2 separate regions of the Mus musculus genome follow, and region 2 is linked to region 1. The links are chromatin loops, found by intact Hi-C in ENCODE. Cell type or tissue: gastrocnemius. All regions are shown on one strand. Each heading gives the region's core, and the rest is flanking DNA. Links, peaks and the distances in the headings are about the cores only. Region 1 overlaps Palld (palladin, cytoskeletal associated protein). Region 2 overlaps Palld (palladin, cytoskeletal associated protein).

The links. A loop is a pair of places that touch in the nucleus more often than their neighbours do. Peaks named below come from ENCODE experiments on the same cell type or tissue, not always from the same donor. Only the 100,000 strongest peaks of a DNase experiment are listed, where the experiment ranks them.
Region 2: a loop joins it to region 1, with 2.4 times the contacts of the local background. A loop is called at or near these places in 4 of 42 quality-filtered maps.

Annotation. Positions count from the first base shown.
Region 1 is chr8:61,802,992-61,819,477 of GRCm38, reverse strand. All of the region lies in intron 2 of Palld (palladin, cytoskeletal associated protein), which reads left to right. Among named protein-coding and RNA genes, the nearest start is that of Palld, 91 kb to the left of the region's middle. In gastrocnemius, for the core only: no CTCF peak of the experiment used is centred there; no DNase peak of the experiment used is centred there.
Region 2 is chr8:61,751,320-61,767,805 of GRCm38, reverse strand. The region is part of intron 2 of Palld (palladin, cytoskeletal associated protein); the gene reads left to right. Among named protein-coding and RNA genes, the nearest start is that of Gm51576, 74 kb to the right of the region's middle. In gastrocnemius, for the core only: no CTCF peak of the experiment used is centred there; a DNase peak (open chromatin) is centred at 7,806; H3K4me3 peaks cover 1,782 bases; H3K27ac peaks cover 1,699 bases.

The DNA.
Region 1 (16,486 bases), core at 5,467-7,966:
CAGTATGGAAACTGGAATGAGTTTGGAAATGAGGAGTGGTGACAGTGGCACGTGGTACAGCCATACCCAGCACCACTGAATTGCACATTTAAACAGGAGTAAAATGGGAATTTTACATTGTGCTCATTTATCGCGCTAGACAAATCAGAAGAAAGTGTTCCTTTTTTTTTAACGTGCCTATAGTTCAACTTGGGAATTTAAGCCTTTGTAGTACATGCATAAAAGCTAAAAGCCTAAGGAGAATAGGTTGCTGACCAATACTTATTGTGTGTGCATGTGTGAGTGGGTGTGGGTGTGTGTATGTGTGGGCATGTGTGAGTGTGCTCAATGTACATACATGGATGTGTATATGTTTGTATGTGTGTGCATGTACCCATGTGTGTGTGTTATACATGGGAACACTTGTGTGTAAGAGTATTTTGTATTTTTTACCTGTGTGAGCCAGAAAGTGGATGTTGAGTAACCTGGTTGACCACTCTGTCTTATTCCCTTGAGGTAGAGTCTAAGTTTCCGAACTTGGAGCTCACCATTTCTGTCTGGATGACTAGCCAGGCAGCCCTAATATCTTCCTGTCTCAGGGTTACAGGCACACAAGCTGTGTCTGGCTTTTAAATAAGTGCAGAGGACAGTATTCCAGGCCTTTGTTCTTGTATGGACATTATTCTTATCTGCTGAGCCAAGCGCCCAGTCCCTCTATGTCCTTTCTGATTCAGTCCCCAACACAGTGGACTCCATGTTTCGGCTTGCCAATCAAGTCTGCAACACTCCTTGACCTAGCTTTCCAGTGTCACCCTTGTAACCATCAGCTTAGTCTGTCATTGTGCAACAGTTGGCCTACGCCATGCATAGGTTGCCATAGCAATCCCATGTAGCATTTATAGTTAGCAAAAGGAGGAGGTAGGGCTCAGAGAAGATATTACTCTAATGCCATGGCTCCTTAGGTAAGAAAACAGGGGTATAAATGCAAAGCTTCCTCTTTTGAGTGGCTGGAAACTTCCATACTTTCCTGCAGTAGCAGAAAATATTAAGAAGACCCTCTACTGCTTGATTTACTGCAAGTTAATAAACCTGTCCAGCAGTAGTTGATGTCTCACAGGCTTCTCACACTTAGTATATCCAAAACTGAACACTGACCTTGTCAGCCAATGCCCAATATGTTCTTCATACAGTCTCTATTTAGGCCACCAGCGTCGCCCACCCACTTACCTTAGGCCAGAGCCTAAGTGCCTTCTATCCAGAGTACAGTTCATCAGCAAATCTTACCCATAAAACTTGAAAACTTGGGTGCTTTATCTCCACTCCCCACTGAGCAACCTTGACTCAGATCATCTTTTCTCACACATGAACATCACTTCTAAATGCTATTTCTCCACTTGTTCTCTCCATAATAAAATGGTTTCCAGGATATAAACCTTATTAAGATCCTTATCTACAGAGTCAACTTTCCTTGATACTATCTGCATGGAAACCCCTATACACTTGACCCCCACATTCTCCTCTCCAACCTTGCCATCCCTTCTTCTCCCCACCTAGCCCTAAAGCTATACTCTTGGTCAAGTGCCTTGTTAGCTGCTCCTTGCATGCCATCGTTTAAGATTTCAAAATACAGTGACAGTCATTCCCAAACCCTGTCTCTTTCCATCTCATAGCTGTCTTTTCATTTCCGTATAGCCCTGACCACTATCCACAGTCATATATTTTTGTCTGCTGGTGTGTTGAGCAATCCATCTTCTTTCACTTTGTCTTTCATTTCTTACCAACTGAGAATTTGGTTGCTTTCCCAATGGAATCCCCCCAATGCAAGCCCGAAATTAATACCCAACAGACATTAAGACCTAACAAAGAGCTGAGGGGATGGACAGCCATATGCTCCTCAAACACTCTTCTGGCTTGTATTGGTAGAGCAAAAGGTCATAATGCCATATAACTAGAAGTTCTGAGGGATGGGTGCCATGACTAAAAGATGCAAAGAACTTTAAAGGCATATGAGAAGTTGGAAAGAAGCTAACTAAGCCTTGGAAGGTCAGAGAGTTCCTAGGAGAGAATCATCCTCATAGAAGGTTCAGCTCCCTAAGGATTGTTCCTGTGGAATGAAAAGGCACACAGGTGTAATTCCTCAACAGTAAGAAGCAACATTATGCTGGTGTGAGCCTCGATGCTATGTTTGTAAATGCTGGAGACTGCTAGAGCTCAGGACTGCTACTCTCATCGAACTTTTGAAAATAGCCTCTTAGGTCTGGATCTTCGGGGTAAAAAGGAAGAAAAGTGTCTGGGAAGTCTCTCTCTCTTCTGAAAGGTTTATTCGTAGCTTGCCAGGATAGCTGCATTTTTGGACGCTCTGGGCCACATCTGGCTTTCAGACTCTCATTGATATTGCCATGGTGCTTAATTACGCATAATACTGGCATAAACAATATAGTCACGGAATGCTGGAGATAATAAGAAGGGCATGCTGTGAAGCATCAGACATGGACTGTATAGTTTAAAGGATGATTTTTATCAAAATCTAAAGTTGGAGTCCTTCGAGTTGTTTGTTTCTTCAGTTGTTCAGACTCACTGGTGCCGTTGCTGGTGCAGACGATGGGCCTGTGCTGGCTTATAAGTCACTATTTTAAGCACTGTATAAGACTTTGCTTATGCGGATGCATCTTCTACATTTTGCCTCTCTGCAGCCTCTTGCTTAAATTTTGACAGTAAATACTCATTGACCCTTTTAAATTGCTTTTACGCTCCTTGAATCTATCTTCCAGCCATGTTAGTCCATGCTGCTAACAAATGATCATATCACACCTTCAGTGTATGAGGTATATATCTAATTACTGTCTTTATCTGACCAATAGGCTCTTAGGGGAAAGAACTATCATTTCACCTCCAGGTTATTTGTATCTAGTAGCATCTGACTTTCTGATAAATGTTCAACAACACTTAGAATGGATGAGCCACTCCTCTGAAGAGGCAAATAATTCTCACCCTTTTGCCCAGAATGTGAAGCGGAAGGTGGTAGCTTCAGAATAGAATTCATTAGGCAATACTGAGAACTAATAATGGATTTGTTGCAGGTGCTCTAAAGAGCCAGGGGTAGGGGTGGGGATACTCTGGTAAGAGATTAAAGCTGGAGACATTCCTCAGGCTTAGACTGTATCACTTTCTGACTCACTTAGAACCTGAGAAATCATCATTAACCATGTTTTGTTGCCTGTTTCCTTAATTGTTATATCTGCTATTATGTTTAAATCTGGATTAAAAGCTTACTTAGCCCTTAAGACTCTAGTTAATGCTCATTAGTCACTATGACTGCAAAACAGGTACCTGCCTGTGTCCCATCTCTTCGCATGGCCATATATGGTCTGAGCTTGTCATCAGCTGTGCTAAAGGAAAGGGTGGGCTGCAAAGGTGGCTTTCTCACCACCACATGTATGAATCTCACAGGGGATCTTGTCAAACTCAAAGAAGCTGGGCTCCACCCTGGTGTCCCCTGTGTTTCGGATTGACTGTCTGATTGTGTTCTGGGTTGAGTCCTAAGAAATTGCATTTCTAACAAGTTCCTACACAGGCCAGCTGTCCAGTGAACTGGTCCAATTTGCCTCTCTAACCATAATGTACCTGGGCATTGCATACACATTCTGCTTTTAGTGTGTCTGGGATAAGCTTTGAGGTACTGCATTTATTTCCTCTCCTTTTTGTTTGTGTGCTTGTGTGGAGATGTGCATGGATATGCATACACATGAATGTGAGTATGCAAGCATATATGTGCACATGTGTGTGCATGCATATATATCTATATATGCACATGAGTATGAGTATACATGGACATATTTGCACAAATGTGCATATGTGTGTGGGGGTGTGCATATATGTGTACTGTGTGTATATGTGCACATGTGTGTAAGTGTGCATGCATATATGCACATGTAAGAGTGGGGGTATGCATATATATGCACATGTACTGATGAGTGTATATCCACATGTGTGCAGATGTGCATGCATATACCTGCACATGAGTGTGACACTGGAAGTTTATGTCAGGTGTCTTTCTCTACTGCTCTCCACTTTATTTACTGAAGCAGGGTCTCTCACTAAGCCTGGAGCTTGCTAATTTGACTATTAACAAGCCTGCTTGCTACAGGGATCCCTTGCATTGGGACTGCAGGAAGGCTGCCACACCCACCCTGCTTTTATATGTGGATACTAGGCATTTAAATTCTGGTCTTCTTCCTCATGCTCTAAGTGCATGATCCACTGAGCCATCTCCCCAGCCCTGACATTCTGCATTTCTAAGACCTTGCTAAGTGTTGCTGTTGCAGTTGGTCTGGGGGCCACCTTTGAGAAGTTCACTTCTCTAGCCAAATAGTTATTCACTATAGATGCTTAAATCTACTACTCCCCAGGTCCGGCCATAAGCCTTGCGTCAGTTACCCTGTGGGGAGAGCCTAGGATTCTGTGTTTTTCATGAGCAGCCCAAGCAGCACGAATCAATTAGTGCTATGACCGGATTACATGCTTGAAGGGAAACTGGAGTAAAGAGAAATCATTTGTAGAGTCTTCATGTAAATACTAATAAAATTTATGTAAACTGGAGAATATACAAGAAAATACCATTTTTTTTACTGTTACCAAGATGCATTTTTTTTATTAATATTGAAAGACTTCTTCTAATCAGTGGGGTTTACAGTTATAAACAGCAGATTTTGTTTTTGTTTTTGTTTGTTTGTTTGTTTGTTTGTTTTGTTTTTTGGTCTGTGCCAGATAACAGGACAGACAGAGCAGGGTGGTCTTGCATTCTGCAAAATGTAGCACGGATATAACCTCTCGATAAGACTTAGAACTCACCTGTTAGGCTAGACCATCAAGCCCAGGAAGCAGCCCCTCTTCTTCCCCGGTGCTGGGATCCCACGCATGCACCAGCCCTTTTAAGTGAGTGCTGGGGATGGCGCTCACATTCTCATGCTTGCACACAAGCATGTTATTCCCTGAGCTATCTCTGCAGTCCTTACCTACTTCAGACTCTAGAAAAAAAATACACTGGAATGCTATAAAATATATACAAATTACTTGTAACTTTTTTGTAATTTTCCTTTTCTTTGTAAGTAGGGAATTTGGTGTGGAGAGGGGCACTAATTTCATCTTTAAGAAAAAAAAAGAGAGAGAGATTTGGTGGAGCTTTGAACGGACCTCAGGGAGAGAGAGGGGAGGAGGAGGAAGGACAGACTCTGTGTGGACCATTGATGGGGAACAGCAGACGCACAGCTGCCCACATGGCCTGGGAAGTGGAATATGGCACTAAGAGAAAAGAGGATGTGATGCAAAACAACAGTCCTCCCCGCAACGCACAGCACACACACTTTGGTCATTTCTAAGAACCCATGGGGACCCAGGCTACTTTCCAGTGTTCTCTGAACTTGACATGTGCTTCTTCTGGATACACATACTGACTCAAGATGGCCTGAACTCCACCAACAACTTGTTAACTTGACATTTATATTTTTTCCCCTCAATTATCTTCTGAGGTCAGCAGTTTCTTTGGACGTATATCATCCATTTATCTAGGGCTTTGGAAAAAATATCCAACTGGGAATCAAATGCTGCTCACAAAAGCATTTCCCAAACTGGTGATCTGAACTATAAAAGTGTGGAGAATGGTTGTGGACAGGGTAGGAAAAGCATTCACATAACAAGTTCCTACCACTTGCATATGAAACAATAAAGTGGGTGATTCTTTTCCATCGCAGTTTCCCACACTCCTTCAAGCAGAAATCATAAAAGCAGCAATAAGAGTCAGTGAGCAGGAGTGTTGTTACACACCAATAATCCTAGAACTAGAGAGGCTGAGACAGGAAGAGGCAGGTAAGCTGGGCTACATAGTGAGACCCTATCTCAGAAAAACGGTATCAACCTCAAACCACTCAGTGTCGGAACAGTATCCCAGACAGTTTCAGCTGCTGCCTTCTATAATAGTTCAACTTCAAGTTTTACTAATTCCTAGCAGTTTTCTACTGCAAGATGGGGAAAGAGTTTTCACAGCAAAAGGAAAGCATATGGAGACCAGAAAGGGGGATCAAGGAGAAAATCTAAAATTAAACTTCAGCTGTGTACTGTAGCCTGAGGCAGACCTTGCTTTCAACCCCTTTGGAAGTCCCAGTAGGTCTCCTGCAGAGTAGGTCAGAGCAATTCACCATAATGGGTAATAGCGCAGGGCTTCAGTCTACCCTGCAAGGTCTAACAGTCTGAAAGTTGCATAATCTCCCCAAATCTAGCGTGCACCTTCATCTAGTGCAGTAAGAAAAGATGTCTCCTACAGGACATGAAGAACAGTAAGTGGAATAGGGTAATCACTAGCAGCTGTCATCATTAAAGCACGCACTGGCCGAGATTCAGAGTATGACTGAGAAAGTTGACTTGAAAAGCATGGGAATACCGAGATATTGCGACAACTCTACTCAAATTTTGCAATCTATATCATGCACATGGGTAGATACAACTCAGATATCTAGGTAGGTAAATATGCTTATTCTACTGAGCAGTTCAAGATGGAAAAGAGACCAATAGTTGGCTCAGTGGGTGAGACATCCACTGCACAAGTGTGAGATCCTGAGTGCAGATGTTCAGTGTGCTCACTCTAAGAACCCGAGGGCATCATGTTCTCATGAAAAGCTGGGTAAGACACAGGCACCAGGAACCCCAGCAGAGAAAGGCTGGTCCTGAGGATCCCTGGCTAACCCATCCAGCCTAAGTGAGAAGCTATGTGTTCAGTGAAGGCCTGTCTCACAAAATAAAGTAGAAAGGCTGGCAAGATGGCGAGATGGAGAAAGGTAGAGGTACTCAAGCCTGATGAGCCCAAATGTGGTTGCTGCAGCAACCGACAGTGGAAGGAGAGTTCAGACTCCTGAAAGTTGGTCTCTGTCTTTGTCAGGGTTTCTATTGCTGTGCTGAAACTCCAGGACCAAAAGACAAGCTGGGGAGGAAAGGGTTTATTCTGATTACACTTCCTGGCCTATTTATTCTAATCCTATATTTCCTTCTCTTGTCTTATTACTTTAGCTATTGCTTCAAACACTACATTAAAAAGGAGTGGGGACAGAAGACATTCCTTTCTTGTTATTTATTTTACACTTTAACATTTAAATTAAACGTAACTCAACATTAAACTTTGAAGGGTTTGCTTTCATTTTTATCTACATTCGGGATGATGTTGCTATGGATTTCTCATGGAAATCCTTTATTCCAATACGTTCCCTTCAGCTCTAGTCTCTTGTTGTCTAGACTTGCTGACTTCTGTCAAAGGACTTTATGGCATCTATTGAGGTGATAATTGTGATTTTTGTCTCTCACTCTATATGATTAATTACACTTATCAACTTATATCTTTTGAGCCACTCATACATCTCTGGGATAAAACCAACTTGATTAGGATAGATGCTGTTTTTGATACATGCCTAACCCTAACCCTAACCTCGGTTTATTATCTTTGCAAGCATTTTATTGAGAATTTTTTAATCTGTGTTTATTAGGAATATTGTATTGGTGGTAATATTATATCTTTACCTGGTTTTGGTGTTAGAGTGATACTGGCTTCATAAAAGCAGTTTAGAAACACCACTTCTGATTCTTTCTTTAAAAAAAAAAAGAGCAGTATTGGTTATAGATCTTCTTCGACAGTCTAGTATGATTCTGCTGTGAATCCATCTGGACCTGGAATATTTTGTAGTTGGAAGTCTTTTGTGTTTTACTGGACATCAATCTTTGTTCTCCACATGTGTATGCATAGACACATATGCCAACACACATATACTGTCCCTACAGACACACACACATATTCTCAGAAAAAAAAATAGAAAAAAGTCAAGCCAGTATTTCTAAAATAAATATTTAGAGAAAATAACAACAATAATAGACCCTGTTTAGATCCCTATAAAAATTTATTTTTCATGCCTTGGTGACATGATTTTATTGCATCAAACATATTTCAAATTTTCTTCTGGCTAATAATAAATATAATACTAAAAATGATATGTTCAGAATTCTATTTTGACAATTGTATATATTTAAAGTATACAATGTGTTCTTTCAATATACTTGTTGATTCTGACATGAATGCCATGATCAAGTTATTAACATAAGCATTACATACCATAATTATGACTCTTCCTATATAGTATAAACACTTTAAAATACTGTCTTTGAAGGTTCCACGTGCATAACCCAGTGTTATGACCACAGCCACCATACTGTAGGTTACATCTCTTGAACCTTTCATCCTGCCTGCCTGAAATGCTGTCCTCTTGGACCAGCATTTCCGATCCTTCTCATCTCCCTGGTAACCACCACTTTCCTCTCTGCTTTTATCAGTTTGGCCTTTTCAAATTGCATGTATTAGTCAGATAGTGAAGTACTTGTGGTCGATTTTCCTAGGCATACTTACCTCCAGGCTAATCCAGGGGACTACAAATGGCTACAATTGGCCATCTTTCCCTCTTTTGACATGGTGTGTGTAATAAACCTGCTTCTCACTTTAATATGGGATTAGGACCCAATAAACCCATCGTAAATTGAAAGAATCATAAGCCAAACCTTCAGCAATATACCTAGCCCACAGAATACCACAGCTGGGCAGTGAAGAGCCCTGTGGCAGATGGGTTGTTTATTCACCTGCGTGAGTGACTGCCTGAGAGCTGCAGCTAGCTGCTGCTGTCAGACACCAAGAAAGAGTGCTGTCAGTTGTCACTGAGACAGGAAAAGACCAAAATTCAGAGTTCAATGTATGAATAATACTGAGTGCATGAGCGTATGTTTTCTAGGCAAATTCATAATGTTCCTGTAAAAATCACCACATAGTCACTATAATTTATGATTATATAAATTCCATTGTGTGTGTACAGTCATACCACCAACGTTTTTTAACCTCCATTTTTATTTCTGTAGCTTGTTTTTTTGTTTGTTTGTTTGTTTGTTTGTTTGTTTTGCTTTGCATTTGTACCTATATGGGTTTTACTCTTCCAGGTCTTACATCATGATTTTAATCCATTTGATTTGGCTTTTTGTACATTATGTGAGACCAGAGTCTTTTATTCTTCAGAATGTAGGTGAGCATCTAGTTTTCCCAGAACCATTTACTGAAAATGCTTTTCTTTCCCCGTGTGTAATCGTGGTTCCTTTGATACCCTCAGGGGGTGCTCACAACTGGGCTCCCCATTATACTCTACTCATCTGTACACCTCTTTCCATGCCTGTATCATGTCCCTTTATTTATTGGAGATTTGTAATATCTTTTGAAATCAAGTAGTTTCAGTGTCTCTATCTTTGTTGTTCTTCTTCAAAACTGTTTGCACAGTGTCTTTATGGTTTTAGAGAATATAATAGGATTGTATTGAACCTGTAGAGATCATTTAAGTATTATAGACGTTTTAACCAGGTAGTGTTTTCAACTCCACTTATTTGTATGTTCTTCAATTTCTTTCTTCATTGTTTTATATTTTTTAGTGTAAAGACCTTTGATGGTAATTGAATTTATTCCTAGATATATTATTTTTAATGGTATTGTGAATAGGTTTGTTTTATTAATATTTTAGACATCCCATTGCTAGCATATAGAAGCACAACTGATTTTTGTGGGTGAATTTTATTTTCTGAAACTTTTCTGAATAGTACATATGTGTGTTCATGTATATGTTATTATGTGTTTATTTGTAAATATACATGCTCATGTGACTGTGAACACATGAGCTCATGTGTATGCATGTGTGCATGTGTATGTACATGTGTGATTTGTGTGTAAGCATATGCATATATTTATGTATATGTAGTCTCTAGAGTTATAATTTCATGGATTATATAATGAGTTAAATCCCATTGTCTGATCAATGTTGATCATATCAACTTTCCTTCTGATTTGAGATACTTTTATTTATTTTCCTTGTCTCATTTCTATAGATAAGACTTCCAACACTGTACTTCGTTAGGAAAGGCAGAAGATCGTTAGGAAAGGCAGAAGATTAGAAGCTACAAAATCAAAGGGTATTTAGTTTTGGAATGTTTTGACAGGGATATGCTGTGGATGGATAAAGCAAGATTTAGAGTCATTTAACACAAGTGACAGTAGAAAGCTGCATCGCTTTCTCCCCCGATCTTGGACGACGTACTTTCACTTTATTACTAAATGTTAGTTGTGAGCTTGTTTCACATTACCTTCAGTATGTTAAAGTTCTGTCCTCTTATACCTGATATAAGTGTCATATTCAAAAATAATGCTGAATTTTATCATGTGCTTTTTCTACATTCATTGAGAAGATTATAAGATTTTTTTGTCTTTATTCTTTTAATGTAGTATGTGACACGTGCTGATTTTTAAGTTGAATCATTCTTGTAACTATTTAATAACACACTATTTAATAGTAGTATATGATCCTTTTAGTGTGCTGTTGAATTTGGCTTGCTTTCATTTTGTTTATTAAAAAATGCATTGTATTCACTGGTGCCATAAACCTAAGCTAGTGCATGGTGCATGGTTCAACCCACACTTGAGTTGAACAAAATCATTTCTTTATACCAATACTTGAATATTCACTAAATGCTAGAAAGGAGTGAAGGCAACAAATAATGCTAATAACTCCATATTGCACTCATTAGCACAGCTCTTATTGCTGATGAGACAATAACTCTTCTCTTTGTCTTTCAACCCTAATGGACATATTAGATTTTAGGAACAAGAGAAAAGACCGAAATAAATAAATGAAATATAAAGGCATATCATTGTACTTTATCAGGAAAGGCAGATTAGAAGCTACAAAATTAAAGAATATTTAGTGTTTGAAAGTTTTGACAGGAATATGCTGTGGATGAATAAAGCAAGATTTAGAGTCATTTTAAGAGGATAGGGAAGTGAGTAGATGGTGCTGTGACTACAAAGTTGTCTTGTAGGTCAGTTCTTCCCAAACTCTGATGGGTACCCACATCTCCTGAGGCTGATTCTTAGAAGCTGATTCTGAGTAAGAAGATCCAGATGGGAGACTGAATCCACATCCCTTAGGCATTCCAGAGTAACTGCTGCTGAGGCTCTTCTGTCTGCATGTTAAAGAGTAAGATCATAGGTTATGTGAATAGTCATCTTTGGTCCACCAAGCTAAGTTCCTTTTCTGACTTCACCCAAGAAGACCTATAAGCCTCCTATCAGTCTAGATGAGTTAAGTAAAGAGAACCAAGGCAGTATTCACTTGGAAGGCTTTATTTTCTAAATAGCATTACTTGGACAAAATTTCCTCCAATGTAGAATCACCTGGGATCTGCTCATTTTTGCTGCACTGTGTTTTCATGATGTTTCTACTTTGATCCAGAGGTCACTGAGACCTCCTCCCATTACCAAACCTACTCTTCATGACTACTCTCTTTCAACAGCTCCTGGCTCCAAGCGTTCAGATTCGAAGACAGTGTGGTTCCCACAGCTAAGGAAGACATAGTTTGCATCCTAATTCTACCAACCCTAGCAAGCACACATGTTTTCTGAGCCTCAGACTGTTCTGAAATAAGAAGCATGAAATGCTGTATGTAGGAGTACAGAAAGTAATGACGTGACATGTAGCATGGCTCACAAAGTGTCTGGCACCATGTTACTACCAATAAATATCAGATTTCATGCTCATCTCACTTATCTTGCTCCAACCACTGGGTTTTGTTTTGTTTTGTTTTGTTTTTTTCAGAATCCCAAACCGTTACATGTAGAACTCACATAACATCTTGCTGTAACTTGCACAGTTCTAAAAGACCATCAACTTTTCTGCCCCCCTTGATCAAGTTTAATTAATTAAAGCAATTCAAATCAATTGCAGAGCATCCTCTCCTCCTCATGGTGAGCCCCTTATTCTTGTAGGGAAGACTGCGTGGGACACACCAAGAGACACAGGACCAGTTTCACATGAGAGAGGGACTACCTTTACGGTGTCTCTCGATAAACACATAGAATCTTAAGGGAACACTTTCCTGAATCAATTTTATTGGAATTAAACAAAAGAGAAGTTCTTAATTTGAATTTATTTACTTAATCCTTCATTATAATGTGTGTTAACACTCTTAGTTTGTATGATTTGCTTAATGAAAAATGGGACCCATACAGTACGTGTCGCTTTTAAACCATCTAAAGAACTGTTTGCTGTCTTCATCACCAAGCATGTCAAAAGCATTGTTTCAACGTCCTCAATTGCAATCTGTGGTTTGTGTCTGCCATCCAAAAATGAGGGGACTTCAAACTTCACCCAGCTGTGTTTCTGAATATGAGCATTCAAATGTGGACCATGTGTGAGAGAAAATCCTCTGGTGGCTGAGAACGTGGAGAAACTTGAGAAGGATCATTTGATGGAAAGTTGTTATGTGATATACTTTCATTTACTCACTTAACAAACATCTATTCTAGGTCAGGCTATCAGAGTACAGTGGTGAGGAAAATACAAAGTACCCACAGAAATGTACAAACTAAGAACATGTTGATTTGCTGTGTCCACTGGAACACTCTCCCACCATAAGCTATTTTATACTAGTTCCAATATGACTATAAGTATTCAACTTAGCTAATGTGAACAATATTCTAATTGACAAGAAGATAGATATGGTCTTTCAAAACATGTTTCCATTTGGCAATACATCCACAATGTATTGAGAAGCCTCTTAAATATGTAGGAAACATGGTGCATGCTATCCATGGTATATAATTAAAATCATAGTCTTGAATTCAAAACATGTGGCCATTCTCCAAGTTCTTCCATGGCCAGCATCTTGCTTGGTCATCACAGTATCCTGTGGTTGATGTGTATGTGCATGTGGGCAGTTATGCCTGTCAGTACAGAAGAAGGGAGAGACCTGAGATATTGCTGATGTGTTTCCCAGATGAGGCCATCAGAGATGTGACTCAGATCGTGTCTTCAGCTATAATGTGGTTGACTTCTGCTGTCCACAACAAAGGGCTAATTTCTACTGCCCCAGAAATGAGCTTTGAAACCCCTCCCCTCTCCATTAACCCAACATTACAAAGATTTTCTTGTGAACAACCAACAAGTGCCTTTCCATAGCTCCCCTGTGCAGTAATGATGACACACATAGAACTCTTGGATGAAAATGGAAAGAATGTGAGGCCGGGAACCCTTGTCCAGCACCATGCATGTAACTATCATGTCATTTAACTCTATGTGTGCAAGACCAGTAGGATGAGCAAGCTGCTATTTTCTGAGATACCAAATGAGAGAGCATGTGAACACATTGCCTCTGAACCACTCCTTGGCTTGGAGCCGAACCAGTAGCCTACACAGTGTAGAGATTTAAGTTTTCAAAGCAATATAGGAGAAATGATGTAAGGGGAACCCCCTCTAGATTCGTGAGAGAGCACATTTGCCATTTTCTCATGGTGACATGCTATTTGAAATCACTGGCTCTAGGGTCCTGTCCTCCCTGCTGATAGAATGTCAGTAAGACATTCTTGACTAAATTAAATCCCATTCCGTAGAACCCAATAGAGTAATACTCTCATAGATTTCTCTGTATCAAAGATGCCATGTGAGTATTGCTTGTTGGCTTATATTCTATCATTTTCTCTGAGACTAAACAGAAATATACTTTAAACAATGTGAGTTAGTCAGAGCTTTGAGCACTTGAACAAAGTTACAGTATAGCCCATCATTTCTCCTGATCCTCAGGAGACTGTGGTTACAAGGCGACAGGGGTAGCTGGGCATTTTCCACCCAAGTAGGGCTCTTCACAGTATTATTTCCAACCTTGGAAGAAAAGAAAGCTGAGATCCTCTACCCACTGATTTTAATATTCTCCAAAGTCATGGTAAACCATTAGGAACTGGAAATGTCCCAAGCTTATACAGCAACGCCTGTCTTAAGAGCACAGAGAACATTTTTATAGCCTTACAGTTGAACATTGGCTTGAAATTCCTTTATGTATCATAGTATAGACTTCACTGTTACCTTGATGCTGATCCAAATTAGCTTTCCTATAGTTGATCTTCTAAAAATTCAGGCAAACAAATAGAGAACCAAATCTCTACATTTACATTGGATCTAGTAAAATAGAGGTAGCCAGAGATTTATGGACTTTCCAAGTGAGAATGTAAGCCAGATCAGTGTGCAGTTATATATTAAAATCACAACTCCAGTCATAAAACACCCCTAATGATCCTAACATCAGTTTATCAATCCCTGAGTTTTTGCTTCCTGAGATCTAGGAACCGACCTCATTTCAACACTAAAGGAGTTTAAAACCTTGTTAACAGTCTACATTCTTGATTCTCCATTAATTCTTTTGTGGATTTAAAAAATGTTTTCTCCTAGAATTCTTTAAGAAAATTCAAATATCGCCTTGGGCCAAAGAGATAGGACCAGGAGCCCCTTGGACCACAGGGCGATTGGTTATTAACATCTGTGACAGAGCAGTTCATCCCACCACCCCAATGCATTTATCAATGTCTAGGGATATTCTGCTTGTCAATACTGGGAGAAAAGTGTACTAGCGTCATCTAGTAAGTGGAGGAGAGCAATGCTGCTAAACCTATCATATCGCACTGGAAACTCCACCACCATCCTGTCCCAACCACAAACAAAGATTGTCAGGAGCCCTGCAGTTAAGCAATCCTGGTGTATCTGCTATGATCCACAATCCATGTGATCCACAATCCATTAAGCTTGCCTTGCACATGCTTAGACTTCTAGGCTGAGGTGGAAGCAAGAACAGCAGAAATTCAACATTATCCTAAGCTTCATACTGAGTTCAAGGCCAGCATGAACCTGGTAGGCCCTTGTCTGAATGGGGTGGTGGTACATGAACAATTACATACAAACTAAAATAGTTTCCACCTTAGACTTGTTTTACTAGGATCCATCATATTGCTTTTTCCCTTGAAGAAGAGCAATTGCTTACTTACATCATTCAGTAGCAGCCCTGCTTGGCTACAGCAGCAGAGAGCTCACCAAATTTCTCTAGAAAGACTGTCATCCGGCATAGGCTCTGCCAGGAATGCAGAAGCTCAGAGAGGCGTTAGGGCTCAGGAGTTACATACACCAGCAGTTACAAAGGGCAGAAATGCCAACATTCCCGACTTTTCTATTTTTCTCCAACCACATTATCTTGGAAATGGTTAAGGTTAGCCCTGAAAGCAACTTTTTTCCTGTAGACCATCACTCCTTGAGTGTATCAGTTCTCTTAGCCAGCTTGTAAGATTTGCCCTGTTTCTCCTTTCCCAAACAAAAACCTACAATCCTGGTTGGCAAAATTTTCAACAGCCAAGGCCCAGCCATCAGTTGGCCTAACAATGTTCAGATGACTCATTAAGTAAAGAATACAGAGAGGGCACCTAAGCTGGGTGTCATGTGGTAAGTGACTATAAGTTGGAAAGAATTATGGGTGGAAGATAAGACCCCCAAGGACAGTGCTAAGAGGCTCTTTTCCTGGTGCCTCTTCCAGGACCAGTCATTTGGGCAGAAATAGAGTTGAGTCACTCTTAAGGTGAAGCTGATGCTGACGGACAGATTTGGAACGGACTCCATGTGGTCTGGGAATGCCTGTGGAGTGTCCATTCCTATCAACAGTGATCTCAGACACTTGTGCAATTCTGAATCATTGATTTGCTTTTCTTCCCTACTGATCCTAAGCCCAAATTCCTCCCAGGATCATTGGTAGTCCTGGGAGGTTAGATTTGTAGAAGAAAAAAAAATCCCTTGGGGCTAAACTTCTGGAGCTACAAACAGATTCTTGATGCTGAGGCTTCAAGAAAAGCTAGAGCCTTCTAAAGCCAGGAATCCCCAGGTGCGTTGTCTGCTGATGTTAATGAAGGCAAAAAATAACTTTAGAAACTTTGGAGGCAGGTCCCAGTTACAATACTTCTTGGGTTAGTTCACAAAATCAGTTTTTGAGAGTTACAAAGTGCAGTGTTTTGAAAAATAGCATGTTACGATTCTACTAAAACTCTCTTCAAGTAAAATTACTTTCCTCCAGCCAATTTTGTCCTGCAGACCTTCCCTTCCACAGAAACCCAGAATCTGAAACCTTAAGCAAGGTGGCTCTTGGAATTTTCCAGCATCTTATCTGCACCTTAATAGTGAGTGTCTATATTTGGGCCAAATATCAATCTTAAAGTAAAAGTTTCCTAAAACAGCAATCATAGATAACAGGAAGGTTTCACTAGAAACACCAAGCAGAAATGTACTGTTTCATAAAAGCTGGCCCTAACCCAGTGAAGTCTGTATTCCTTTTACAGTGCTTAGATGTGCCAGAATTTGTTATTCCTGATTGGAAGTATGATAAATTGTGCTTCGAGAAGTTATCAGTCTGATCCCCTGTCTGATCTAATGGGAGCAGCTGCATTCCACTGCAGGTAGATTTCTTTCCTCAGCTTCTCCCCTCTGGGCCAGACAGGTGTGGCCTAAACTCAGTCTAGATAGAACTCCTCAAAAAGCCCAGGTGCTGTCAGACTCCAGGATGAGGTCAGAAATTGGCTCAAATCCCT
Region 2 (16,486 bases), core at 6,764-9,263, 53 kb after region 1:
TTACTAGAAGGGTTTGATCTGAGAAGAGAGCACAGTGCAGAGTGCCAAGCTAAGACCCACAGACCCCAGGTTTAGTACCCAAGGGAAAGATAGGAGGGAAGAGAGGAGGGGAATGGGGGGGTGGGAGAGAGAATGCTAGAGCAAAACAATGCAGAGCACATCAGTGTGGCAGAAAGAACGGCATACTGGACAAAGACACTGAAATAGAGCAAGTTACGACTCTACCATCAAAAGAGGTAGAATGTAGGCCAGCAGAGAACTAGGTCAAGAAAGGGTGCCAAGTAGTGCTGGATGGAAAAACTCAGAATGATGAGAAATGATTGTCAGTACACTTTCATTAAATAACACAGTGGCCACCTTGTAAAACCAAAATTACAAAAGAGATGAGAGAAAGATTCAGTCCATGATAATTCAGTAAATCACTGATCTATCTTCCTTCCTTCCTTCCTTTCTTCTTTCTCTCTCTTTCTTTCTTTCTTTCTTTCTTTCTTTCTTTCTTTCTTTCTTTCTTTCTTTCTTTCTTTCTTTCTTTTCGAGACAGGATTTCTCTGTGCAGCCCTGGCTGTCCTGGAATTCATTCTATAGACCAGGCTGGCCTTGAACTCAGAAATCCTCCTGCCTCTGCCTCCCAAGTGCTGGAATTAAAGGCATGTGCCACCACTTCCCAGCATCACAGAACTTTCAAGTTCATGTGTATGACATAATAGAATAGTTGTTATTCAACTTATCCTACACAGCACTAGTTTTTTTTTCCTTTTTTTTAAAATTAGGTATTTTCCTTGTTTACATTTCCAATGCTATCCCAAAAGTCCCCCATACACATCCCCCCCAATCCCCTACCCACCCACTCCCCCTTTTTGGCCCTGGCGTTCCCCTGTACTGGGGCATATAAAGTTTGCAAGTCCAAAGGGCCTCTCTTTCCAGTGATAGCTGACTAGGCCATCTTTTGATACATATGCAGCTAGAGACAAGAGCTCCTGGGTACTGGTTAGTTCATATTGTTGTTCCACATATAGGGTTGCAGTTCCCTTTGCTCCTTGGGTATTTTCTCTAGCTCCTCCATTAGGGGCCGTGTGACCTATCCAATAGCTGACTGTGAGCATCCACTTCTGTGTTTGCTAGGCCCCGGCATAGTCTCACAAGAGACAGCTATATCTGGGTCCTTACAGCAAAATCTTGCTAGTGTATTCAATGGTGTCAGCGTTTGGAAGCTGATTGTGGGATGGATCCCTGGATATGGCAATCACTAGATGGTCCATCCTTTCGCCACAGCTCCAAATTTTGTCTCTGTAACTCCGTCCATGGGTGTTTTGTTTCCATTTCTAGGAAGGGGCAAAGTGTCCACACTTTGGTCTTCATTCTTGAGTTTCATGCATTTAGCAAATTGTATCTTATATCTTGTGTATCCTAAGTTTCTGGGCTAATATCCACTTATCAGTGAGTACATATTGTGCAAGTTCCTTTGTGATTGGGTTACCTCACTCAGGGTGATGCCCTCCAGGTCCATCCATTTGGCTAGGAATTTCATAAATTCATTCTTTTTAATAGCTGAGTAGTACTCCATTGTGTAAATGTACCACATTTTCTGTATCCATTCCTCAGTTGAGGGGCATCTGGGTTCTTTCCAGCTTCTGGCTATTATAAATAAGGCTGCTATGAACATAGTGGAGCATGTGTCCTTCTTACCGGTTGGGACATCTTCTGGATATATGCCCAGGAGAGGTATTGCTGGATCCTCCGGTAGTACTATGTCCAATTTTCTGAGGAACCGCCAGACTGATTTCCAGAGTGGTTGTACAAGCTTGCAATCCCACCAACAATGGAGGAGTGTTCCTCTTTCTCCACATCCTCACCAGCATCTGCTGTCACCTGGATTTTTGATCTTAGCCATTCTGACTGGTGTGAGGTGGAATCTCAGGGTTGTTTTGATTTGCATTTCCCTGATGATTAAGGATGTTGAACATTTTTTCAGGTGCTTCTCTGCCATTCGGTATTCCTCAGGTGAGAATTCTTATAGAGGAGAAAGTAGGGAAAAGCCTCGAAGATATGGGTACAGGGGGAAAATTCCTGAATAGAACAGCAATGGCTTGTGCTGTAAGATCGAGAATCGATAAATGGGACCTCATAAAATTGCAAAGCTTCTGCAAGGCAAAAGACACTGTCAATAAGACAAAAAGACCACCAACAGATTGGGAAAGGATCTTTACCTATCCCAAATCGGATAGGGGACTAATATTCAATATATATAAAGAACTCAAGAAGGTGGGCTCCAGAAAATCGAATAACCCCATTAAAAAATGGGGCTCAGAGCTGGACAGCACTAGTTTTTAACTGACTAAGAAACATATATAGTATTGGCCATACCTTTAGGCCACAAAAGGAAGAGATGGCAAAGTCTAGAGGATACATACATTATTGCTTTTCTCTTTCTGCTCTTATTTGATTTTATTTCCTTTGTGGCTCTGGAGTGTAGACCCTAGGCCTTTTCATGCTAAGATGTGGATCTCAGGGCCTCTCCCATGCTAAGATGTGGGTCCTATCCCATGCTCAGCAGTACTGAGCTCTAGTCTGGGTGAAACTTCATTATTTGACCACAATGCAGTAAAATAAATATGATCAAATTTTCAACTGTGGGTCATTGAAATAGTTAAGCAGTTAAAATCACTTGTACCACAAAGACTGATGACCCAATTACAATACCCACAACCCACATGGTAGAAAGGAAGTTTTGACTCCCCATGGTTGTTCTTTGACCTCTATGTGTGTGCCATGGCACATACACTCACAATAAATAACTAAATTTATAAACTAAGCAAGAATGAAATATATATAGTTTAATCAGTGTTCTGCTGCTGTGAAGAGACAACATAACCACAGCAACTCATATAAAGGAAAACTGGCAGATACTTCAGAGGTGTAGACCATTGTCAGCATGTTGGGAAGCATGGTGGAATGCAGGTAGACATGGTGCTGGAGAAGGAGCTAAGAGTTCTACATCCACATTGGCAGGCAGTAGGAAGAGAGAGTGATACTGGGCCTGGCTTGAGCATCTAAAATCTCAAAGTCAATCTTCAGTGGCACACTTCCTTCAACAAGGCCACACCTACTCTAGCAAGAACATGCCTTCTAATAGTGCTACTCCCTGTGAGTCTATCAGGCCGTTTTCATTTAAACCACCACATCTACTAAAAAATGTCGGTGTTAAAGACAAAAACATGAGTACTGGAAAGACAGCTTGGCATGTAAGGATCTTTGTCCCCAAAATCTAATGGCCTGAGGACCAAAGTTCCATTCCCAGAACCTACATAGTAGAAGTTCTCTTTTGACCTCCATACTAGAGTTATTTACCCATGCCCCACACATGTAAAGAATTAACTAACTAATTAGTGCACAAGAATATAGACTAAGAAGGACCTTCCTAGAATTTTTTAATGGATAAATTCAACTGTAGATGAATTCTAAATTAGAGCCACCACAGGATAATATCTGCCAAGTCCAAAGACAACAGGCACACGAGCCTCGTAAAACAGAGTGCTGATCTCAGTGACATGCAGTTTTAAGAGACTGTAAAGAAAAAGTCAAAGACTCCAGCAACACATGGGAAGGACACATCACTAGGCCACTGCAGAGGAAGCTGGGTGGACACTAAGCGTGTGAAAAGTTGCTCAGAGACACTCAAAATCAGAAATGCAAATCAGAACTATCCTGAGACATCACTTTTCACCTATCAGATTGGCCAGAGCCCAGAAGTTTAATTGCTTACTCTGTTGGGAAGACTACAGTGCTCCTGAATATGGCTAGAATATTGCTAGCAGGAGTGGAAATTGGTTCCACCCTCTGAAGGGCAATTTGGCTGCATCTATCAAAATCTGAAATGGAAACTGTAGCAATCCCACTTGTGGGAATCAGTGCCACAGATCTACTTGCACAAGTGTAAATACCATTCATGGGTGTCTGAAACATTGTCAATGTTTGGAAACAACTCAGATGTCTATCACTGGGATCTTTATTAAAAACATTGTACTGCATTTATACAAGTGAATATACAACATTAAACATAAGCGTGTTCTTTAGGCAGTGTGTGTGTGTGTGTGTGTGTGTGTGTGTGTGTGATGCACATGTGTGATGCCTCTCCTTCCATAAGACTCTCCAATGGCTACCTAATGCCTTAAGAATAAAAGCCACTGAGCTACAGAGATAGCCTACTAGGTAATGTGCTTGCCACTCAACCATAAGATCCAGAATGCAAACCCTATCATGCATGAATGTAAGGCAGGGGGAAATGACAGCTAGCCTATAACCAAACTGCTCTAGAGTTACACACTGAAACTCCGGTGCAAAGTGGCTGGCTAGACTAGCTAGCTCTGAGTTCCAGTGAGAACTCAGCTTCAATATATAAGGTAAAGAACAGTTGAGAAAGACTGAAGACATCAACCTCTGAACATATACATACATGCTGGCGTACTACATCCACATACACTGGCCAGAAACTAAAAGAAAAGAGGTACAGTCTGAATTTCCCACTGCCTGTGCCACTTCTGGTGACATTCTGCATTAAGTCCCCTCTCTGCCATTCCTCACATTGCATTCCACACGCCACCACTCAGGCCTCTGCACTTGCTGGCTCCGACTTCACCAATTAATCCCAAAGCTCACTTTCATCAAGTCTTTGTTCAAATGTCACTTTCTCAACCAAAACACCCTAACCATGTCACGATCTTGTTATACTCTTCTCAGCTGTTCCTATCATGCTTCAGCATATCATCTTCTTATATATGTTTGTGCTGGCTACTTTGATGTCAGTGTAACACAGGCTAGAGTCATTGGAGAGATGGGAACCTCAATTGAAAAAAAAAAAATGCCTCCATAAGATTTGGCTGTAGGCAAATGTGTACGGCATTTTCTTAGTTAGTGACTGAGAGGGGAAAAAGTGCCTAGACCATTGTGGGAAATGCCAGCCCTGAGCCAGTGGGCCTGGGTTCTACAAGAAAGCAGGCTGAGAAAGCCATGAGAACAAACCAGTAAGCAGCAACCCTCCATGGCCTCTGCATCAGCTCTTGCCTTTGGGTTCCTGCTGTGTTTGTGTTCCTGCCTGACTTCTGATGATGAGCAGTGACATGGAAGTGTAAGCTGAATAACCCCTTTCCTCCCCTGGTTGCTTTGGTCATGGTGGCTCATCATAGCAGAGAACCCTAAGACAATTGTTTTGGTTCTGCTTTATGCCTCTCTTCCTAAGTATAAATGCCACGGTGGGAGGAGGAGCCAATTTCAAGCTTGTAATACTTTGCCTAAAGAGTAGCTACAGCCCTCCATATTTTTTTTTTTAAGTGAGAAAACAGAATGTGTTTCTGGTATCAATGTACTTAAAGAAATCTGGTAGCCTACAGGAAAAAATAATACGACCATTATTCTGTGGAAGGATGTAGTACATTTGTGATAATTTAAATTATGTGAATTGTTGCTTATTCCAATATTAATTATTTTAGTCGAGTGAGACAGGATCTCTATGTAGTCCTGATGGTCCTAGAACTCACATGTTAAACAGGCTGCCTTGAACTCACAGAGATCTTCCTGCCTCTGCTTCCTGAGCATTGGGATTAACAGTGTGCTCTACCATACCCTGGTATTCATTATTTTCTTTCTTTCTTTCTTTCTTTCTTTCTTTCTGTCTGTCTGTCTGTCTGTCTGTCTGTCTGTCTTTCTTTCTTTCTTTCTTTCCTCCCCTCCTTCTCCTCCTCCTTCTTCTTCTTTAAGAAGTTGCTGATGTTATGATTCCCAGACAAAAATTTTAACAATAGATGTGAGGAGAGTTCAGGAATTTGCATTTTCAACAAGCTCACCACCCTTCTGGCCAGTCCTGAGTGCTCCGTGGGCCACACGCTGAGACATCACTCACACCCTCTCTCCGGATATATGAAACTGCAGAATGTGTAGCAGTGGCAAAGTTCCCATCTGGAGCTTAAGCAGATGACTGATTATAGAGATAAGAGCCAGAGCTTCCGTGAATGTCAGGCACCTAAGAGCTGTACCCACAGGGTAGCTCCTTGGACACAGGAAATGGGGAACAGCAGATTCCATCCAACCTTCATTCTCATCCACACTCACACAAAGGGACCTAGAAAGGTCGCCATCTTTGACTGGGGCTGCATTTCCAAAGTCTAAACTGTTAACCTTTTCAACACGTATGGACCCCTGGGCCATATTTATTATTCTTCTTAGGGTGACCACATGCCAAGAACCTTTTGTTTTAGCCTGTGCCTTTAATTAACACAGTGCCTTTCTGATTAGCAGAGGAAAGGGGCTTCTAACCACCCCTTCTGGAGAGGAGGAAGAAGCCAGTGAAACTCCAGAGTTCGCTGATCCCCTTGCTACATTTTGGAGAAGCAACGTTTGTCTCTTACTCAGCGATCCCAGGAAAAGTCTCTAGTTCGAGCCTAGAGACAAAAAAATAGAAAGACCACAAGAAGAGACTGAACTTGCCAAACCCAGAATATCTTCCCATTGAAAAGCAACCTCAGCCTTATTAACTTGACAATGATTCCCAAAGGAAGGGGAAATTTTAATAAGGAAGGGGAAAAAAACAGTATTTCATGAGCCATCACTTCCTTAGGATAATAAATGTGAACTAGAGATGGACCGCACTCTTTCCACATGTTTACTTCCAAACATGTCTCTTGCTGTCTCTGGTTGGACCTCTCAGGATGACTATTTTTGGAGCACATGTTCTGATAAGTCTTCTAATTGACTTCAAGAATCTGTCATGCCTTTGATATTTTATGGACTCTAGTTGAATTAATAACTTTATTAGTCCCTCATGAGTTTCTTCTTCAAATTTCTAAATCCAAACCTGGATGGCTGTGTCTTGGGCAGGCTGATTCTGGGATGGGAAGATTGGGAACACAGTATGTGGTGAGGTCAGCTCCTCCCGTGTGTTAAATCTAGTCTGCCAGGGAGATGCTGGCTGGCAAGTAGTGGGGTTTTCTTAAGTGGTTGGTGTGGATTTTCCTATTGTTTCTCAGTTATATCCATCCTTGTAGTGCCTGAGTTGCTGTGACCTGATGCAATGAGGAAGAACTGCAGGAGAAGCCAGCCAGGGAACATGCTCACTCTCAGTGAATCGCAGCTTGGATGCTGAGGGACAGCCTTGATTAATGGCAGACTTGTTCAACATCAAAAAAAAAAAAAAAAAAAAAAAAAAAAAAAAAAAGGAACAAAAACCAGATTTATTCTCCACATTCTCTTTCCTAAGGGTTCCCTGTGTGACATGGGGTTAATGTATAGACTTGCGAGAGAGATTTCATTTAGACAGAGGGACACACACGGGATCGTGGAAAGACACCCTCTCATGGAAGTGGATATAAGGCAGGTGAAGATGGGAGTCCCTGTCGCCTAGTTACCAAGGCCCCAGGTGTGCAGAGAGGCTGTCTTTGTGAAATGAGTAGAGAGGTGTCTAGGAAAGGCTTTAAGCTGAAGCTGGCCTGGTGGCTTGCTTTGGAACTTGCTTGTGGCTGGGACTACCTTGTCACTTCAGTGGTGTGTAATTGTGATTTGCCCACCCCGGTCCAAACAAAAGCCTTCGGACGTGTAAGCAGGACAGTAGAGAGGGGCGTTATTTCTGGACATTAGCAACATTCCTGCCCAGGACACACCCTCGCCCTCTCCCCCTCCCCAGCAGCCCCAGATCCTTTTCTACCTCTCTCTCTCTTCCTCTCGCTCACTCGCACACACTCGGCGCACACGCGCCCCTCTGCAGACGCGGTGCACTCGCGCGGCTGCAGTCCAGCTGCCTGGCTCCGGTGACGGGACCGGGACCCACGTCCTCCTCTCCACCGTAGGCTGCCGGGAGCCCTGCGCAAGGCGGCTCTGCTGCCTGTGCATTTTCCCGCACCCGCAATCTCGAGCCTAAAAAGTTGCACTCGGACAGCTGGCGGGATCCGAAAGAGCCCAGAAGAGCTTCTTCGGCGGGGTGTACAGAGCGTATTTGGTGCCCAGTTGGTAAGTGGTGTAAGTGGCCGCGTTCTACAGATGCAGAGCCCGTGGTGCTACGCATGGCCCTCCGGATCCCTCCAAACCCCTTAAGGGGCTCGGGCAGAGGGTCCTATTCGCCAGACTTCTCCGTTGTTAGGGTTGGGTGGGGGAGGGGAGAAGGGCGTGAGGTTACATCTCTGCCCTCTTTGTCCACCCCATCCCCATTTTTAAAAACGCTACTTTCTTACTCTGCACACCCCTGGAGCACTTTGGGTTGGATTTTCGTCTAGTTTGTCATCCGCTCCATCCCTGGCTGAATTGGAAGGAAACTTTGACAACGAAAGCCCCTTCTGACAGGCTGAGCTACTCAGCGAGCTGAATGAGTTCTAGCTGGAAACACTTTATCTCAGGGAAAGTTTGAGATTGCCTTTTTTTTTTTTCCTCTTGAAAAATCTGGGTGGTTTTTACTCCCCCCACCCACCCACCCCCAACCCCCACCGCTCTCCTTCAATCTCCTAAAAGTTGTTTGTTTTCTTGGATCTCACTCGATTGCAGTCCTTTGTCTAGCAGAATCTAAAGCTACTTTCTCAGCTCCCTTTCTCTCTTGGAAGCCCTTTGGACGGAGTCCCTCTCTCATTAGTTAGCATGCAGTTGGCTGTGGTTCTAGGGAACAAGTGGCCGGCAGAATACAATAGGGAGGAATACATTCCTGATGACTCCTCTACCATGGAAAGACTGAGAACAGAAAAGCTGGCCTTCCCCCATTCCTACTACTCGTTATGCTTTTACAAGTATTGGGGGGCGGGGGGGGGGATTCTGGAAAAGATCGCTTCTAGAAGCAACCAGCATTTCTTTTAGCGAAATGCAGATTCCTACAATCTACTTCTATCAAAAGCCCAGATACAGAGCCTGGCACCTGACAAGCCAGATGGGATTCTGAGGTCACCTCTGCTAGTGGTAGGCTACTGATAAAGGGCAAGAGTGGAGTGTGGTGCCCAAAAGGCCTGACAGAGGACCATGTGAGAAAGGGACAGTTCTCCAAAGATAGCTTTTTTTTTTTTTTTTTTTAATATTCTGATGATATCATTATCATTGACAGAATCATCGGGATACTGGAATGTAGCTTGCCATCCTAGCAAGGCACATTGAATTCCTAACCACAGGATGAAAACAGACTTTCAGTAACCCTTTTTAACACTTCTAAGTAGACTCAGCAAAATGCGTGTTTATTTCTGTTGCTGATAAATCCATGGGAAATCTCTTCTGACCCCAGCAATTAAATAAATAAATTTTAAAAGTCCTAGTTTATAACTGCTGGAATAATGGCTGAAAGATTATTTTCAGTAACCCAGAATCTTGCCTTTCTCCCTGCCATTGTTTTAGAAATTACAGAAAGATATGACCAGCATGCATTTGGGCTGCCCCCACCCCCCAACCAGCTGAAATGAGCAGTTATCCTTAGGTTATCTGATGAAAAGATTGCTGCTGCACGCACTACCAGGATGTAAAATACTATGTCTCAGAGAAGATTATAGCTGGTAGACACACACGTCTATAGTTGCTATGCTTCTTTGTCCTGGTCCCTTAAGGAACAAGACCTACCTTCAACATGACAGTGTTTGTTTGCAGTTTGTCTGTTTGTTTCTTGATTTTTCTGGGTCCTTTGCCCCTCCCACTACAAATCTACCTTGACTAGAGTTGGCAGTGATGATTCTGTAGGGCTAAAATTAGAAAGTTCTCGGGGGGCCATTTAAACATATCCTTCTTGTCTCCTAGAAGTTCTGCAGAGCCTCCTTGAAAATGCTCACTTTAGCAACAGCTGTAAAACAGTAAAACGATAGCTAGGTACACTAAAATAGCACTTTTATTTGGAACATGTTTCCCTCTCAAGCCTTAATCATACTTAGCCAGTGTATGTTAAACTTTGTTTCCCAGAGGTGCCTACAGGCTCGCTCGCTCATGCATTCACCATCCCTCCAAAGACTGTATACTTAACGCTTTGAAAGCTCCTTTAAATAAATAAATAAAAATAAGCAAAGATCCAGTTGCACTTGCAGCACACACGGCCGGCTCTTCTGATGTGACAGCAGATGGCAGTCGCAAGAGCTTTATTTGTGCCTGGGACAGCTTAGCTAAGTGTCTCGTAAATTAATCATGAATTGAATAATTGATTTCTCACACCTTGGGCTGTTCTTAACTCCTCAGTTATACATTTAAAGACAGGTTACTACAAAGCTCTGGGTCCCTTAGAATTCTCGTCAAGGGCTATTGAGCATTTGCTACAGTTGGGTCCACTCTACTCCTCACGTGCTCATTAAGACACCTGGACATAGAACTTCAGGCTCTCCTGGCTGTCCCATTTCCAGGACAGCCTCAGTGAGTGACCTCCCATTCGTTGGTCAGCCCTGAAGTTGGCGGTGCTGATGGACACAATGAGTTTCTGTGAATGTAATTAAACCTGCCTCTGCCAGTCTGCCTGTGGTATTTGTGAATGTTTTCATAAGGAAAACTGTTCTTGGGCTCCATCTGCCCTCTGTGGTTTGTGTCATATTGCGTTTGCTGTTCTGCAACCCTTGCAGTTTTGTGTGAGTGTGTGTGTGTGTGTGTGTGTGTGTGTGTGTGTGTGTTTCTGGAATGATTGCGCTATGATGTCATGTGCTATCTCAGTGTAGAACGTTTAAGGCTCTTGCTGAGGTCCATACGCCTGGGGGGTAGGGGCTAGGGTGGGTGGGGGTGGGAGCTCCCTCAGAGCGCACTTGGTAGCTACTCCCCGACTCCCTGTCTGCTCCAGCACATTCCATTGCCTGGAGACCAAAGCCACCAAATGATTTGCGGTCAGAGTGATTTGAGGCTGGTTAGAGATGATTTAAAAGGAAGGTTATGGGCACATGAAGTGTAGGGTAAGAAAATATATTTTACTACTTTGGAGACCACATGGCTCCAACTTCAACTTCTTTTTTAACATAGAAATTGTTGCCTGAACTGGCTCAAGGTGGCCCCTCCCCCACCTCAGGTTTTTTTTTTCTTTTTTTCTTTTTTTCTGGCTCATGGCAAAAGGCAATATTCCCTATTGATTGTAAGCTTGACCTTCCCCTTATTTCTGGAAATTGTTAAACTTTTTCATGCTCAAAAGGACAGGGGAACGTGAATCTGCTGGCTGCACTCGTTGGCTCATTGTTAAAGAAGCAGTCCCACTCTTCCCAATATATGGAAGAAGGATCTCCAATACTAAGTCTGGAGGAGAATCAGTTACACAAGAAGCAAAGGCAGGTTGAACAGAAGGTCACAGAATGTCTTTGTGGAGGTACATGTTACTTGATAAGTGGAAGAAATGATTTGGGTCAGCCTCCTGAGGATTCAGTATACCCTGTGATTAATAGTGGAGCCAAACGAAACATGTAATCTTTCCTAATTCACAAATAATGGTGAATGAGCTCAGAGACCAGTGACCTCTTCTCATTAGTGGTCCTTGGAAACACATAACCTTGGACCCATGTTTCATTTGTGAGATCAATCTACCACCCCCTTCTAAGCAAGCTATCGCAGATTGGTGCTGTCAACCAGCTATCACCACCGAGCAAGTTCCCAAATCTCTCTCCAGTATGAATGCCTGGTATTACTTCATTCTGCTGGTTACATCCATTCTGTTTTAATCCAAAGTATGTGCTCGAACCTGGTAGTCCACTCAGTGCTAATCAGAAGACAGCGCTCATGTTCCGGCTTGATGTTATGAATCTGGTTGAAGAAGCTAAGCTACCTAGAAAGCTCACTTGGGAACTCAACCCATCGGCTGGCCATCATGAGCTTGGCATCTGAGAGCCATCACTACAAGATAATGGAAGGCTGCTTGAGATGTCTCTAACAACTTGGTGCTCTGCAGTCTGGCTAAGCCAATCTGGAGTCCTACAGTTGGGGCCTATGTGCAGTAAGCAGCTTAAAAGAAAGCACATGGAGATCGGATTAGCATGATGGCTTATGGGAAAAACATTGAGGAGACATACTGGATGATGAGAATTAAGTGACACTGGAACTGAAGATGCTGATTCTGTTTGCCACCAAGTAACCTTGGACAGATTACATTAAAATTTTAACATAGGGGGCAGGTTTGAACTATGTTTTATCCTGTTCTTAGATGTAGTGTCCTTAGGCTGACACTAGACAGCAAACAGAGAAGGTGGCGTTATCTCTACTGTACAGTTGTGGAAACTGGAGTAAGGTACGGGGGTTATTGATGTTTTCAAGGTCACACAGCAAGTCACTGTTGGTATTTGGTCTCAAACTCAGACCTCTGTAAACGTCAAGTCCCATATTCTTTCCACTGTAGCAGGCAGCCCCCCACAACTCTTGACCTCTACAGACCTCACTCTCCTCATTTGCAGAAATGAGACATTTGGCTCAGAATACCAGTAGACCAGTCCAAGTTAAAATTCTGTGTCTGATGAATCACTGGCTGGAAAGGACTTTAAGAAATCACTTAGTCATATTCCTCACTTCCAGCAGGCCTCTGTCGACTATTTTGAAAGGAAAATAAAGCCCTTTTTCTTACAACCAAGTGCAGAAAGAAGCCTGGCCCAGGAGAGTGTCTAAACACAGAACACAGTGAGGAATGAGAAAAAGTGACATGCCAGTGCTCAGTGGGAACTCTGAACTCTCTGAAGTTTGGGTCTTGCCTTAGTAGAGGTGAGCATTGAGGGGCTAAGGGTGCGGCTCTGTTGTAATAAAAGTTAGGTGGGTCTTCCTCCCAGCCCCATGCTCCCAGAAATAAGACTCTGACTTAAAATATATTTACAAATATCTTGGCCATACAGCTAGGCTCTTCTCTGACTAGGTCATGATTTAAAATAACCCATTTATTCTAATCTACATTCTGCCACATAGCGGGTTACCTGTGCTCAAGCACCATGTGTCTGAACTCTGTCGCATCTTCCTGGGTGAATCTGACACACTTGGCACTATCCCAGAACCCTTTCTGCCTCTCAGGTGTTCCACCTCCTATTTCCTGCCTACGCCATAGGCATGCAGCTTTACTGTTGACGGTGCCACATGCATACAGGCATAAGATATTCTCTCTACAAGTTGGTAGAGTGCTTCCCGAACGTTCTCAAAGCCCTGGATTCAATAGCTGGCTCTGCATAAACCAGGCATGGTGTATATACCTATAATCTTAGCACTTAGGAAGTGGAGGAAGAAAGATCAGAAATTCAAGGGCATCCTTGGTTATATAAAGAATTCAAGGCAAGTCTTGGCTATATAAGACCCCATCTTAATAATAATGATAATAATAACTAACACTTTGTCAAGATCTAAAGTAAAAGAATCACTAACACACCTTATGGGTAGGAAAGAATTACAAGACAGGGAGAATTAGGAGCTTTAGAATTACTAACGGCTCCTGGAGGATATGGTGATTGAAAAAGGAATGGGAACATTTCTGTTCAAAGAGATAGAGCCCTCTTTATCTGATGGGAGGGGCAAGCAGGACACTATGCTCCACTTGTTCTTGGTTGGTTTGTACTGATGGATGTGGTGCAGAGAGAATGAGAAGGGACTTCACTTTAATACGCTGCCTCTGAGCACCTTAAAATGTCTTCCTTGTGTCCCAGCATGGCTCTCAGTAGCCAGAACCACCAGTTAGAGTCCACCCACCATGTTAGAAAATGACCAGCAACCAGACTTAATCATATCTTGCTCATCAATCTTAGCTATAATCTTCAAAACATTAATCATTTGTCCATGACCTTCCTGTTCCATTTCCAAGAAATTGATGTTATAAGCAGGACAGTGACTTTGCAGACAGATGTAAGTCACTATTACAACTCTCTGATTGGCTTAGGTAAGCACTATGTACTCTAAGCCTCACCCACTCACCTATGAAATGGGCTAACTATGCCCACATTAATGTTTGATATTCCTTAGAAATTAGTCCTGGAATAACGGTCAATGGGCTACATAAAAATTAGTTTGCATCATTAGGAAGAGTCCAGGTTCAGGCCATTTCTTAAAGCTATAAAGTCATTTATAATCTCTTCCTGTTTTGTCTCAATTCCATTCCCAACCTAAACAGAAAACAACTATCTAGCTTCAATGTTCAGTGCTTTCAAACCTTTAGGACTATGAAGAAGTGAATATCTTTCCCTACATGAACAGTGCCCCTGACACTCTTGGTTACAAGTGACAGTCCCTGGAGTGATCTCATCTATTTTGAGTCTAGACTATAACCTAGGGTCTGCTTTGTCCTTTAACTAAGATCTGTTTTCCTTAACATCTTTGCAGTCCTTTAACTAAAGCTTCATCTCAGTCAGTCTTAGTCTGGTTAGGTTGTTATAGCAAAATATCCCAGACTGGATGGCAACAGAAATTTATCATTCACAGCTGAGATGGGAACTCCATGACAAAGATTCAGGAAGACCTGATGGTGAGTGAATGAATGGTCTGCTCATAATGTGGTGTTTCTCATTATATTCGCACATAGAGGAAGGACTAAAGAGGTCCCTTGGCCTTCTTTCATAAGGGCGCTAGGAGGAAAAGCTCCTTTCTCCTAGTAATCATCTTGGAGGTGAGACTTTCAACATATGAGTTCTGCATCCACACCAACATCCACACCAACCAATCAGTATATCCTGGAATTCCACCACAGCCCCTCCTTTCCTTGTCCTCATTCCAAGGTGGCTTCCTGGTATTCCTCATCCTCCATTTCTGCTCCCCACACCCCTATCTCTGGAATGGACTGCATTCTCTCTTTCACCCTTCTCTCAAAGACAGATACTCCTCCCTAAGACCTTGTAGCTCTCTCCAATTTGGCCCTCTCATGACATCAGCCCATCAAACAGGTGTCATATATGGCATATTAGGGTCAATGCCCAAATCTCTCAGCACATTTCTTAGTTTCTTTGCAGTGGCCAGAACACTTTAGGATGTTAACCCACAACTATCAGACTGTTCTCCCATATCACAGAATATGAATCTACATAATCATGAAAGACAATGGAATTCATCTGGTCAGTTATGTTTATTTTACACATGAGAAAACTGAATTACAGAAAAGCTAACTCCCTAGCCTCAAACTACAACTCTGCCCTAGACCTGGGACAGCTTCCAAATTCACCTGCTATTGCTTTTCATGATCTTCATATTCTAGTTTGATGTTTATCCTGTTAGAGTTTGTACCTAGAGTGTCCATTACAGATTGAATTTTGAGGGCTTGGTCCTCCACATGTGGCACTGTTTTCAAGACTCCAAGAACTTTCAGGATGTGAGGCCTACCTGGCAGATGTAGATTCCTAGAAGTGTTCTTCTGAAGGTTTTATCTACTCCTGGTCATAGCCCCAAGCCATTTACTTCGTGGTCCACCATCTTGTGAGCAGCCAACTCTGTTCCTATTGCCACAGAAGGAACTGAGCTGCTCTGCTCTGCCCTCCCCACTGTGATGAACTGAAACCACGGTTCAAAACAAATCTGCCCTCTCATTAGTTGTTTCTATCAGGTATTTTGCTTGCAACCATGCAAAAGAAGTGAATGCAGCTTATTTGACCAGTACTTGGAAATCAATCAATCAATCAATCAATATCTCTCTCTCTCTCCCTCTCTCTCCACATGAGCAAATTCAAAGGACAGACTTTCACAAGAAAGACTTTGTTTTGCTTTATGTGAAACTCTTCTGCTGGACTTACGCATCTTTTTTCCTCAAGAACATCTGGTGATTGTCAACTTTAGCTCTTGGAATAGAAGAGTCGAGTCCCTGTAGCTTTCCTCTCTTTAGGTTAAATAACCCCAGCTCCTTCTGCTTTCCCAGAGTGGTTCTTCTCCAGGATGTTCGTCATCTTTATTTCTATCTGTTGAACTAAGTCCAAGGACTCTTTGCTTCTTAAACTGTGAAGTCCAGCACTGGACAAGGAAGGCCCATAAAGGTATGCTAAAGTGAAAAGGGCCTCACAGTTCCTTCAAACTGTGCTTCAGTCAGTGCAGCCAACACATACAGCCATGTTTGAAGTGCTGGCTGGACCTCACGGGCTCGTTTTCAGCTTATTATCCTCGTTTGGCGAGACGTTGCCTATGTGTTTGTGATAATGATCATTTCCTCCAGGATCATCCAGAACTTTTCCTACTGAGCTGTTTTTTCCTTTGTCTCTTGCTCTTCTCTAATTCATCAACCCATTGGGGACTCTAATCATGGTTCTTTTATTTCTTCATTCTTAACACCAGCTACTGTCCCACACAGTGTATCCATTTACTTCTAATGAAAGCAGACCCCCAAATACTTCTAGCCCCTCCAGCTCTTCTCCCTCATGGATCAGCAAGTTGGTCCATCTCCCACCACCAGGTACTCCAGTTAACTATCAAATGAAGTTAGAAATTCTGAATGGAATAATAGAGCACCAAAGAGCCCTATAGGACATTCGTAGTTAGAGGCTACAACATAGGTAAGTTTAAAATCACAAACTCAATCAGGTTTGTCTTGGAAGTTTACAAAATTCTACTTTGGCCCCCAAATGTGATCATTATAAACATTTGGATCTTA